Regions from separate parts of the Mus musculus genome. Here regions 2 and 3 are each linked to region 1. A link is a contact called in ENCODE Hi-C or POLR2A ChIA-PET data. All regions are on one chromosome and are shown on one strand. The core of a region is the stretch at or near the end of the contact, and the rest is flanking DNA. Distances in the headings are between cores, read along the strand shown.

Region 1 (3,216 bases), core at 373-2,872:
AGTTTATCCCAGTATAGGAAAGTATCTGCAAGAAAAAGAATGTGCCCTCCAGTAGGAAGGAAATCCCGCAGCTCAGACAGAGGGACAGCCCACCTGGGAGCTCCAAATGACTATCTCAACTTTCTCTGCCAGTTTCTGTTAGATGTAGCAAGTGTCCAATTTGATATTACTTCCATCTGTTGCTTTACTAAAAACCTCACTGAAAGGGTCACTCTGTTCTGGCAAGGACTCTTTACTGGGAGTTCCACCGAGCTACCTTAAAGATAGCCAATAGACGTCTGCTGACTTTTTTTTTTTTTTTTGAATATGCAGTGTGATGATTTCTCTCTAACTTAATATACTCACTTATTTCAAACTGAAAATATCCCTATTATTGATCACTCTCAGGACTCTATGAGACATGTTACTATTTTGCAGACAGTATGACTGTTGGTAAAAATTTTTAGTTTCACAACCTTTATGGGGGACAATTAAAACACAAGTAACAGCTGGATGTGGTGGCATGTGACTGTAGTCTCCGACGCTTGGAGGGAGGTGGAAGCAAGGTGGATCCGGAGTTCAAGGTCATCCTCCTTCACACAGCCAGCTGAAGGCCAGTTTGAACAAGAGACCAGTCTCAAAATAATACAAACCACGTAACCTTACCCAAGGCTGTCTACTGAGAATTTGTGGTCCAAATGGGGTGCAAACACGTTTATTTATCACGTTATTTGTAATAATTCAAGATTAGAAAGTATTCAATAAGGAAATGGTGATATAAATTATAAGACATCCATACAACGAACTTCTATAAAATATTTCAAAGACTGTGCTGCAATAGTTACATAGAAAAACACCTTTAAGGAGAAGGTAGTGATGGCCGGTCAGCAAAACCTTGTAGAAGGGCGCGCCTGCCGGGTCCTTACTCCCACAATTGCTTCCAGCTACCCGCCCCTAAAACGCCGCTGATAGCCTATCTGCGAGATCCCGTGTCTCCCCTGCCGTGGCTCACCTCCCGGACCCCACAGTCTGAGCGCGGCCAATGCCAGTCGACCGCTTAGCGCCATGATGCTCTGCAGGACGACGGCGCCTAGAGGGTCAAGCGCCATCCGAATCCCCGCCCCCGTGAGCCAAGCCCCGCCCTCTCGGCACTCTTACTCCCGCCCCCCCTCTGGCCAAGTGCCGCCCTCCGGCGCCTTCCCTCGGCCGAGCCCAGCCCAGCCCCCGCACGATAACCCGAAGTGTGGAAGGCTGTGTTTATGCCTGGTGCTGGCAGCTTCTCCCTCTGTGGGACTCTGACTTATTGGTTGGGAAGCCAAACCGGGAGATTTCATCGTTTTACGCCGCTCTCGACCTCCTTGAGTAGGCGGGTGATAACTAATGCTCTCTGAGCGATTTGCATCACACCTAGTCCTCGCCAAACGCCATCCGGTTTCAGAGGACCCAAGTCTGCAGGCTTGAGGCTACGTGACCAGTCAGTGGCTAGCTGTCCCCAGGCACCTCTACTCTTTAATGCCTCAAGGGCAGGGCCAGAAACCCGGGAGAAGTTTAGCGGAAGTCAAGAACGCGGTTACCTTGACGACCGCAACCCGTGAGGCTAGTGGGACGCTCCCAGCATGCCCCGCGCGCCCGCGGTGCCGGAAGTGAGCGAGCACTTCCGTGCGCCATCCCTGCCGGTTCTGACTGCTTAGTGCTTGTGTTGTTCCCAGCTCTCTGCAATCATGAAGGATGTGCCGGCCTTCTTACAGCAGAGTCAGAGCTCCGGGCCGGGCCAGGCTGCCGTTTGGCACCGTTTGGAAGAGCTGTACACGAAGAAGTGAGCTCCGAGGCTGGGGCGGGAGGGAGAGGACTGTGGGAGGGCCAGGGGCTCTGATCAGTCCGGAGGGTCAGGGATGTGGAGGAAAGGGGTCGAGATAGCCTTAGGAGCAGAGCTGTTAACAGGGTTCTGTATCTAGACTCCCTGCGTTCCAGCCTTACCAGCTTTGATAAGAACAATTACGAATTGCTGACTTTGATATAAGAATTTGCCTATGAAAAAACACCTCTTCCTCAGAACCTTTCCACATGACAATGTCCAGCAGTTAAAACTCTTAGTGATTTCAAGAGAAATTTTTCAGTGTTTAGTATGTACCTGCCTATATATGGTGTAACATTTTGTGTTTTTCAAAACACTTTTATCTCTATTATTAAATATTATCCTTTAGTCTTGGTATGAAGTATGCTATTTCGGTGTCCTAAAGGTTCATATATTGGCTTTTTTAAAGTATTGGCTTATTTCATCCTTCCTATTGACAGATAAGATTGAATATCAGTTTTCTATTCTGTGAGGTATTCAGCTAATAAGTAAGAGAGAATGGAGTTCAAAATATAGCTGTAGAATTCTAAAGTCACAACCAATGCCTTCAAGGCTGAAGGCATCCGTTTCTTCACATTAGGATGTGGGGCTGAGGGCTTTTTGTTTTGTAGGTTGTGGCATTGGAATTCCAGTTGACACTCAGAGTGGGAGTTGACGCTGTCTCAAAAAGTGTTCTCCAGTGTTACCTAAGAAAACTGAGTCTTGAAAGGATAAGTGACTAGGGGGTGCAAGCAAAGTCAGTCCAGAAATAGGCTTGAATTGGCTGGCGCTTGCTTTAACTCCTGGCTGTGCAGTGGGACCTGGGAAATACTTGGTGTTTGATGGGACCGTCAAGGCTGAAGGCATCCTTTTCTTCACATTAGGATGTGGGACTGAGGGCTTTTTGTTTTGTAGGTTGTGGCATCAGCTGACACTTGAGGTGCTTGATTTTGTGCAGGACCCATGCTTTGCCCAAGGAGATGGTCTCATTAAGGTAATGACTTACCAGACAGCTCAGACGATGTTGAATATAATTACAAACTATTATTATTCATTTTTATTTACTTTTAACGTGTGTGCGCCCAAGGATGCCAGAAGAGATCTCCTGGAACTGGAGTTGCAGGCAGTTGTAAGCCAACTGGTGTAGGTGCTAGGAACCCAGTTTGAGTCTTCAAAATGCTCTTAAACTATCACTGAGCCACGTCTCCAGACAATTTTTGCTTGCTTGGTTGGTTGGTTGGTTGGTTTGTTTGAGATTAGCTGTGGCTGTATAGCTCTGACTGGCCTGGAACTTGCTCTGTAGACCAGACCGGGATTGGATTCACAGTCCACCAGTGGTTAGCCTCCTCCAAGTGCTGTCATTAAATATATGCAGTGTCAGGCCCAACTCTGCTCATGGACAT
Region 2 (3,216 bases), core at 403-2,902, 59 kb after region 1:
GAGGGGGAGAGCGAGGGAGAGCAAGAGAGCAGTCCATCACCTAGCAGCGCTGGCCTTTGCTAGGTCCCTGGGAGGAGCCTAGTGGAAGCCAGCTAGCTAGGGAAAGCTCATGGGGCCCCTCCCCTAGATGAAGAGCTACAATCAATTAACTATTGCAGAAGGAGGGAGAATTAGTCTTCCCCGGGGATGAGCCTCTTTTAGACCTGGGGAAGGAGGAGGGGTGGTAGGGATGGAAACAAACAATTCCTGAGTGTCTGATTAAAGCAAGCTGTATTTACAACTGGCCAGCTGGCTGTCTCTCCTAAAGTCAGGATTTCAGAGAGCAGCCCCTCACTGGCTTTTGAGGTTCCTTTTATGGAGAAAGGTTAGGGCTGATAGAAAACAGATGTCGCGATAATTGGCTGTTAGAAAGGAGGCAATAAAAATAAGTGCAAGAAAACATCACGTGGAAAGGGAGTCATCAAGGTATCTAGGAAGACATTTTCATAAGGCAAAAGGATAGTCGTATCACAGGTTCGGGAGTTTAGCAAGGCAAAGGGGTAGGCACACATGATGGAGTCACAAGTTCAGCACAGGTTGGAAAGCAAGGTTTGCAGGATGCATCAGGCTTAAGAAACAGAAACGGATTCTTGTAGGAGACTTAATAACAATGTGTAACAATGTGGCTCTTTAACATCAACCTGGCACCTGTTCTGGTTTACACCTCCTATTGGTGTTCCAGTACCAAGTGGTCAGCCCCATAAACATATACTCAAATGCAACCCCATAAACATATACTCAAATGCAACACTGAACAGACTCACAGGTGGTGTTTATCTATTTATTCCTTATATGTATATGTAACAACAATGGTTTAAAAAGAGTCCCAGGGGTTGGAGAGATGGCTCAGTGGTTAAGAGCACTGGCTGTTCTTCTGAAGGTCCTGAGTTCAAATCCCAGCAACCACATGGTGGCTTACAATCATCTGCAATAAGTTCTGATGCCCTCTTCTAACATGGAAGTGGACGTGCAGATAGAGCACTCATTTACATAAAAAGCACACATTTAAAAAAAAGAAGAAGAAAAGAAAAAAGAAACTCTTCCAAAAAAAGAGGTCCTGTGCCTGGCAGTGGTGGCGCACTCCTTTAATCCCAGCACTTGGGAGGTAGAGGCAGGTGAATTTCTGAGTTTGAGGACAGCCTGGTCTACAGAGTGAGTTCCAGGACAGCCAGGGCTACACAGAGAAACCCTGTCTGGAACCCCCCCCCCCAAAAAAAGAGGTCCTGTGAATGTGGGTGGGACATACATGGGAGGAGTAGGAGGAAATGGTGTAATTATATTTTAATTAAATCAAAATAAATAAATACTGCTCAGTGTAGTGTGCACGTCTTTAACCCTAACACTGAAGAGGCAGAAGTAGGTTGGAGCTCTGTGAGTTTGAGGACAGCTGGGTTTGCATACCAAGAGTCAGGCCAACCACTCAAAAATAGGATAAAACATAAAAATGAAATAATTTCCCTAAATAGGAAAGGTCCCGTGAGCTAAGGGGAAAGTCTGAAAAGCATTCGGCTGTGGAACTTTTACACAGCACCCACTTCTTTCAGGTTTGCATGAGGTAGGCTTTTCTTACAAGCATCCTGTTCCTTAAATAGCCAGGGTCCTTTCTAGTCACTAAACGTCACTGTAGAGTGGTATCTCAGGTCTGTCCCAGCCTTGCATACATCTTAGAGCCAAAGCTCAACTAACCCCTAGTCCTATTGCGTGGTCTCTTCCCCAAAACCATGACAGTTTCCCAGGTCCCGCCTAAACTCAGACCCGCCCACCTGCCACGCGGCAGGGCCGCTTCTTCTTCCTACCGCCAGGGGCAGCTCGCACCCACAGAGCCTTCTTACACCCGGATCCCCGCACTGAGTGGAGAGGGCAGCGGTGAGTTACAAAAACAGCCCACACTCTTCTCCAGCCCGCCCTCACCCTCTTTCACTGAGTACTCTGAACTCTTTTTCGTCCCTTTATTCCCTAGTCTCTCTTCCCGACAACTCGCGATCGATCCCCCTCTCCGCACCCCACCCCTACACGGGCTTCCTCTTTCCATTTCCTGGGCAAGTCCCGCTACTCCCCAGTTGCGGCCCCACCCCACCCCATCGTCGTCATCCACCCCATCCGGTCCCTCCTCCCCAATCCCAACGCCTCTCCTTGCTGTCCCTCTCCAAATCTCCGGGTTCCTCTTCCTCCACCGTCCGGCCTCACCCTCCCTGAGGATTTAGGGCCCGCGAAGAACTCCCTGATTCCTACCTCAGCAGTTCTTACTTAAGGAAGCTGGCTCAGGAGCTCACAAGAGGGAGGTCGGCGGTGGGTGCTGAGAGAACTTGTTTACAGATTCACTTGGGCTCCTGGCAGTCTTCTTAATTTAAGAATGTTCTTGGCGCCCGCAACCCTTACTTAGGGTAGCTACGCAGCTAGCCCCCGACTCCCCTCACCGCCTGTGGGGATTGGCCAAGTTTGAGGGTTTACTGTGAGTGTGCGTGTGGAGGAAAGTCCAGCTAGTCACTGTTAACTGTCTCCTCCAGGCCGTCTGGGCTGAGGCAGCTTTCCATGGACGGCTCTGAAGATGACCCGACCATATTCAGTGCCCGTTGTCTGCCCAGTGACCCCAGGCTCTGGGCCACTGTAACGAACTCATACCTAGGTACACGTGTGTATCATGACACCATCCATATAAACGGTGTGTACAATGGAGCTGTCGGGGACACTCACCGGGCCAGTCTGCCCAGCCCCCTCAATGTCCAGCTGGAGGCCCCTGCAGGGACAGAACAGCTGACAGAGACCTTTACCCTGGACACCAACACAGGTTAGCTGTCACCAACCCGTGCCAACCTATTGCTCCTCACTTGTCCATGAAGCTGGGAAAGGGGCCACAACCACCAATGTGTGCCTCAGGCCTGTAACCTTGGCACTGGTACTGGGAAGGTTGAGGCGGGAAGACGGAGAGTTGGAGCTCAGCCTCCAGTACACATCAAGATGCATCACAAAAATATGTAAACACATAGCCTTTAATTTAAGGAAGAAGAAGAAGAAAAAAAAAAACATGAAAAAGCCGCCTCCCAAAATGAGGCCTGTGTGGTTGCTCTTGCTTTCTTTTCATCTGGGTGGGCCCACTACACAGTGGGGAGAGGCAGCCTGAGGTCTGAAGGACCCCACTCCCAGCCCAGGAAGGTAATGGTGCTCTGTGGTACTGAG
Region 3 (3,216 bases), core at 462-2,961, 47 kb before region 1:
CCACATGAGCTGCATGTGTGTAGGAGGCCTAGGTCCTTCCCATGCTTGCTCTTTGGGTGGCAGTCCAGTCCCTGTGAGCCCCTATGGCCCGGGTTAGTTGATTCTGTAGGTTTTCTTGTGGTGTCCTTGACTTCTCTGGCTCCTTCAGTCCCTCCTCCCCTTTTTCCACAAGATTCCCCAAGCTGCGCCTAATGTTTGCCTGTGGGTCTCTGCATGTTTGCATCTGCTGCTGGGTGAAGTCTCTCAGAGGACTGTTATGCTAGCTTGGTTCCTGTCTACAAGTACAGCAGAATATCACTAACAGTGTCAGGGATGGGATGGGTCTCACGGTGGGCGATTCATTGGTTGGCCATTCCCTCAATTTCTACTCCATCTTTATCCCTGCACATCTTGTAGGCAGGACAAATTTTGGGTTGAAAGTTTTGTGGGTGGGTTGGTGTCTCCATCCCTCCATTGGAAGTCTTGCCTGGTTATGGGAAGTGGCCATCTCAGGTTTGACATGCCCTGTTGCTAGTAGTCCTAGCTAGGGTCACCCTCATAGATTCCTGGGAGTTTCCCTTGTCCCTATTTGAACGTGTCTGGGAAAGCTGCCTTCTGCCAAATGAGCCCTGGAAACCTACTCAGTTTTGGGACCTGAGAGGTGCTGACTTACAGGAAAAGAGTAGAACCTGGGGGAGCATGCTGTTGGGAGAGGTGGCTCATCCTGGAGCTGCCCACCACCACCACCACCTTCTGCTCTTTCTCCCAGTTCTCTCTCCCTCAGCCCTCCTCACACTTCATCCCTCCTGTTCCCCTCCCCCTCCTCATCCCACCCAGTTCCCTCACCCTATCCACCTCCCATGTCTATTATATTCCCCTTTCTGAGTGAGATTCGTCCATCCTCCCTTGGGCCCTCCTTGTTGCCCAGTTTCTTTAGGTCTGTGGATTATAGTGTGGTTATCCTATACTTTATGGCTAATATCCACTTGTAAGTGAGTACATACCATGTGTGTCTTTCTGGGTCTGGGTTATCTCACTCAGGATGATATTTTCTAGTTCCATCCATTTGCCTACAAATTTCATGATGTCATTGTTTTTAATAGCTGGGTAGTATTCCATTGTATAAATGTACCACATTTTCTTTATCCATTCTTCTGTTGAGGGACTTCTAGGCTGTTTCCAGAAATGTTCTATGGCCTTAGTCACCAAGGAAATGCAAATCAAAATGACTCTGAGCATCCTCAGTGTTTTAACCACTGAATTATTTCCCCCTCCCTGACCCAGCCATTTAATCACTTTCCACCAGTCTTTGCAGTAGGCCCCACTGCCCCACCCCCTCCCCTCAGAACTGCCCCTCCCCTCAGTATCCCTCCTTCCCCAGACTTGCCCTTCCACTCCTCCCCACAGCATGCTCCCAACCTTGTCCATTCTTTTCCTTTAAATCAACACCCCTGAGGCCCAAAAACCAAGCAGGCTGCCAGGGCTCATCTGGCAAAAGGAAAGGTGTCTTTCCCAGAAGTGTTCAGATAGGTGGCTCCAGGAGTTGGGGCGGGGCCTTGGGTGGAGCAGGTCCAGGCTGACTAGAGAGCTTGTTGAGGCTGGCAGGGCGACTGCCTGTGGAAGTTGCACAGACCAGAGCTTCAGGGCAGGGCATGAGTTCCAGGACCGCCCCGCGGCTGATGACGCTCCAGAGACACTTAGGCTGGCCGCAGGTAAGGAGCTGTCTTGTGCCATACTTAAGGAGACAGAGACGGAAGAGTGTGTGGGAGCTTGGGAGCAAGGGTGTTGCTAGGAGTCAGAGGCACGGGAGAGCTGGGTTCTGGGACACTAAAGCCACCGATCAGCTGAAACTGAAGGTCTCATACAAGGGAGAGGGGTGGTGCCCAGGCAGGGGCAAAGGAGGGCACAGGTCAGCTTTGTTTAGCACTTGGCACCCCATCCTGCCGCTCAGCAGTTCAGCCTGCCTCGGGGCAGTGCGGCCCTTTGTTTGCTCTCCTCAGAACTAGATCGAAGACGCACTTGGGCCTCTACGGACTGGCTGATCACTCTCACTCTCTCTGCACAGGCTGGCAACATGGCTACCGAGAGCAGTCCCCTGACTACTCACGTTCTAGACACTGCCTCAGGGCTCCCTGCCCAAGGCCTCTGCCTCCGGCTGTCCCGCCTGGAGGCCCCCTGCCAGCAGTGGATGGAGCTGAGGACAAGGTAGGAGACAGTTTCTGGGCTGGGATCCATAAGTGCCAGCACCCAGCAGTACAGTGGCCTTCCCACCTGGGGAAGGAAGACCTTAGGCCATGGTACTGAGGTGGAGCAGTAAGGCCAGGATAACACTGAGCAGAGCTGAGTCTTTGTGGCCGCTGGGGGCTGGAAGGCAGGACGGATCATTGCCCTGTTGATCCCTGAACTTTGTTTTCCTCATCTGAGATAACAGGAATGGTGACAAAACAGCTTTTTCACCAGATGTGCATACCTGGGACAATGTCATGGAAGGTCTGAGACAGCTTTGTTGGGTCCTTCTTGCCTGTCAGACTCAGCCTAATGGGCCTGCTGGGAGGGGAACCACTTGCCTGTCAGACTCAACCCAAAAACATGCTTCGAGGAGGGGAGCCAACTAGAGTAGCCTGGTCAAAAATAAAGACATCAATCGCTTTGTGCCTGACTGACAGCCGAGCACTTATTTCTCCTCTCTATTCTTAATAGCTGTGAACTTGTAATTAATCTCCTTTATAGAGAGAGGCTGAGATAATAGGACTGAGGTAAAACCCAAGACTCCACTCCAGTCCAGTACTGGGCCTTTCAACCTCAGTGAGCCAGGCTCTGGCATGCCCCTGGTACATGCTTTGTTGGGGGCCTCTTTCAGGTTTAGCCAGCCAACGCTGGTGGGTCTGTGGCCTTGAAAGCAGGTTCTATTTAAGGGAGCCAGGCTCACACATCTCCTTCTGACCAGCCTGTGAGAACAGCGTGTGGCTTGCCCCCTTCTAGCTCAGTCCTTCACCAACCTGGAGAGGTTTTATCTTTTGCTTCTCTGCTTTATGATTTTCTAAATATGCAGCATGGTGATATCCTTAGGAACTGTCCCCCTGCCCCATCTGTGCTCCTTCTGTGAGACTGTGGGAGTCATCTGTAGATGCTGGCATGCGGATCAGAAAAGCTAGGGAGGGAGGTTTCTCAGCTCTTCTCTCCACTTCATCTCTTCACAGCTACACAAACCTGGACGGTCGCTGTCCTGGGCTCCTG

The links. Hi-C counts contacts between places; a loop is a spot of excess contacts on that map. ChIA-PET counts read pairs that join two places held with the same protein, here RNA polymerase II (POLR2A).
Region 2: POLR2A ChIA-PET joins it to region 1 with 23 read pairs in Patski. The contact joins the promoter of Pgghg here to the promoter of Psmd13 in region 1. POLR2A ChIA-PET finds 5 or more read pairs at or near these places in 2 of 5 experiments (Patski and embryonic stem cell).
Region 3: POLR2A ChIA-PET joins it to region 1 with 10 read pairs in embryonic stem cell. The contact joins the promoter of Urah here to the promoter of Psmd13 in region 1. A Hi-C loop is called at or near these places in 6 of 37 maps with a recorded cell type or tissue (ES-E14, heart, left cerebral cortex and 2 more). POLR2A ChIA-PET finds 5 or more read pairs at or near these places in 3 of 5 experiments (Patski and embryonic stem cell).

What each region holds. Positions count from the first base shown.
Region 1 is chr7:140,880,772-140,883,987 of GRCm38, forward strand. Psmd13 (proteasome (prosome, macropain) 26S subunit, non-ATPase, 13) reads left to right here and starts at 1,623. Exons shown (of 13, transcript NM_011875.4): 1 at 1,623-1,795; 2 at 2,729-2,807. The coding sequence starts at 1,701. It overlaps Sirt3 (sirtuin 3), which reads right to left and starts at 1,098. Exons shown (of 7, transcript NM_001127351.1): 1 at 992-1,098.
Region 2 is chr7:140,939,739-140,942,954 of GRCm38, forward strand. Pgghg (protein glucosylgalactosylhydroxylysine glucosidase) reads left to right here and starts at 1,653. Exons shown (of 14, transcript NM_145387.5): 1 at 1,653-1,905; 2 at 2,547-2,827. The coding sequence starts at 2,572.
Region 3 is chr7:140,833,568-140,836,783 of GRCm38, forward strand. It overlaps Urah (urate (5-hydroxyiso-) hydrolase), which reads left to right and starts at 1,712. Exons shown (of 3, transcript NM_029821.3): 1 at 1,712-2,184; 2 at 3,180-3,216. The coding sequence starts at 2,054.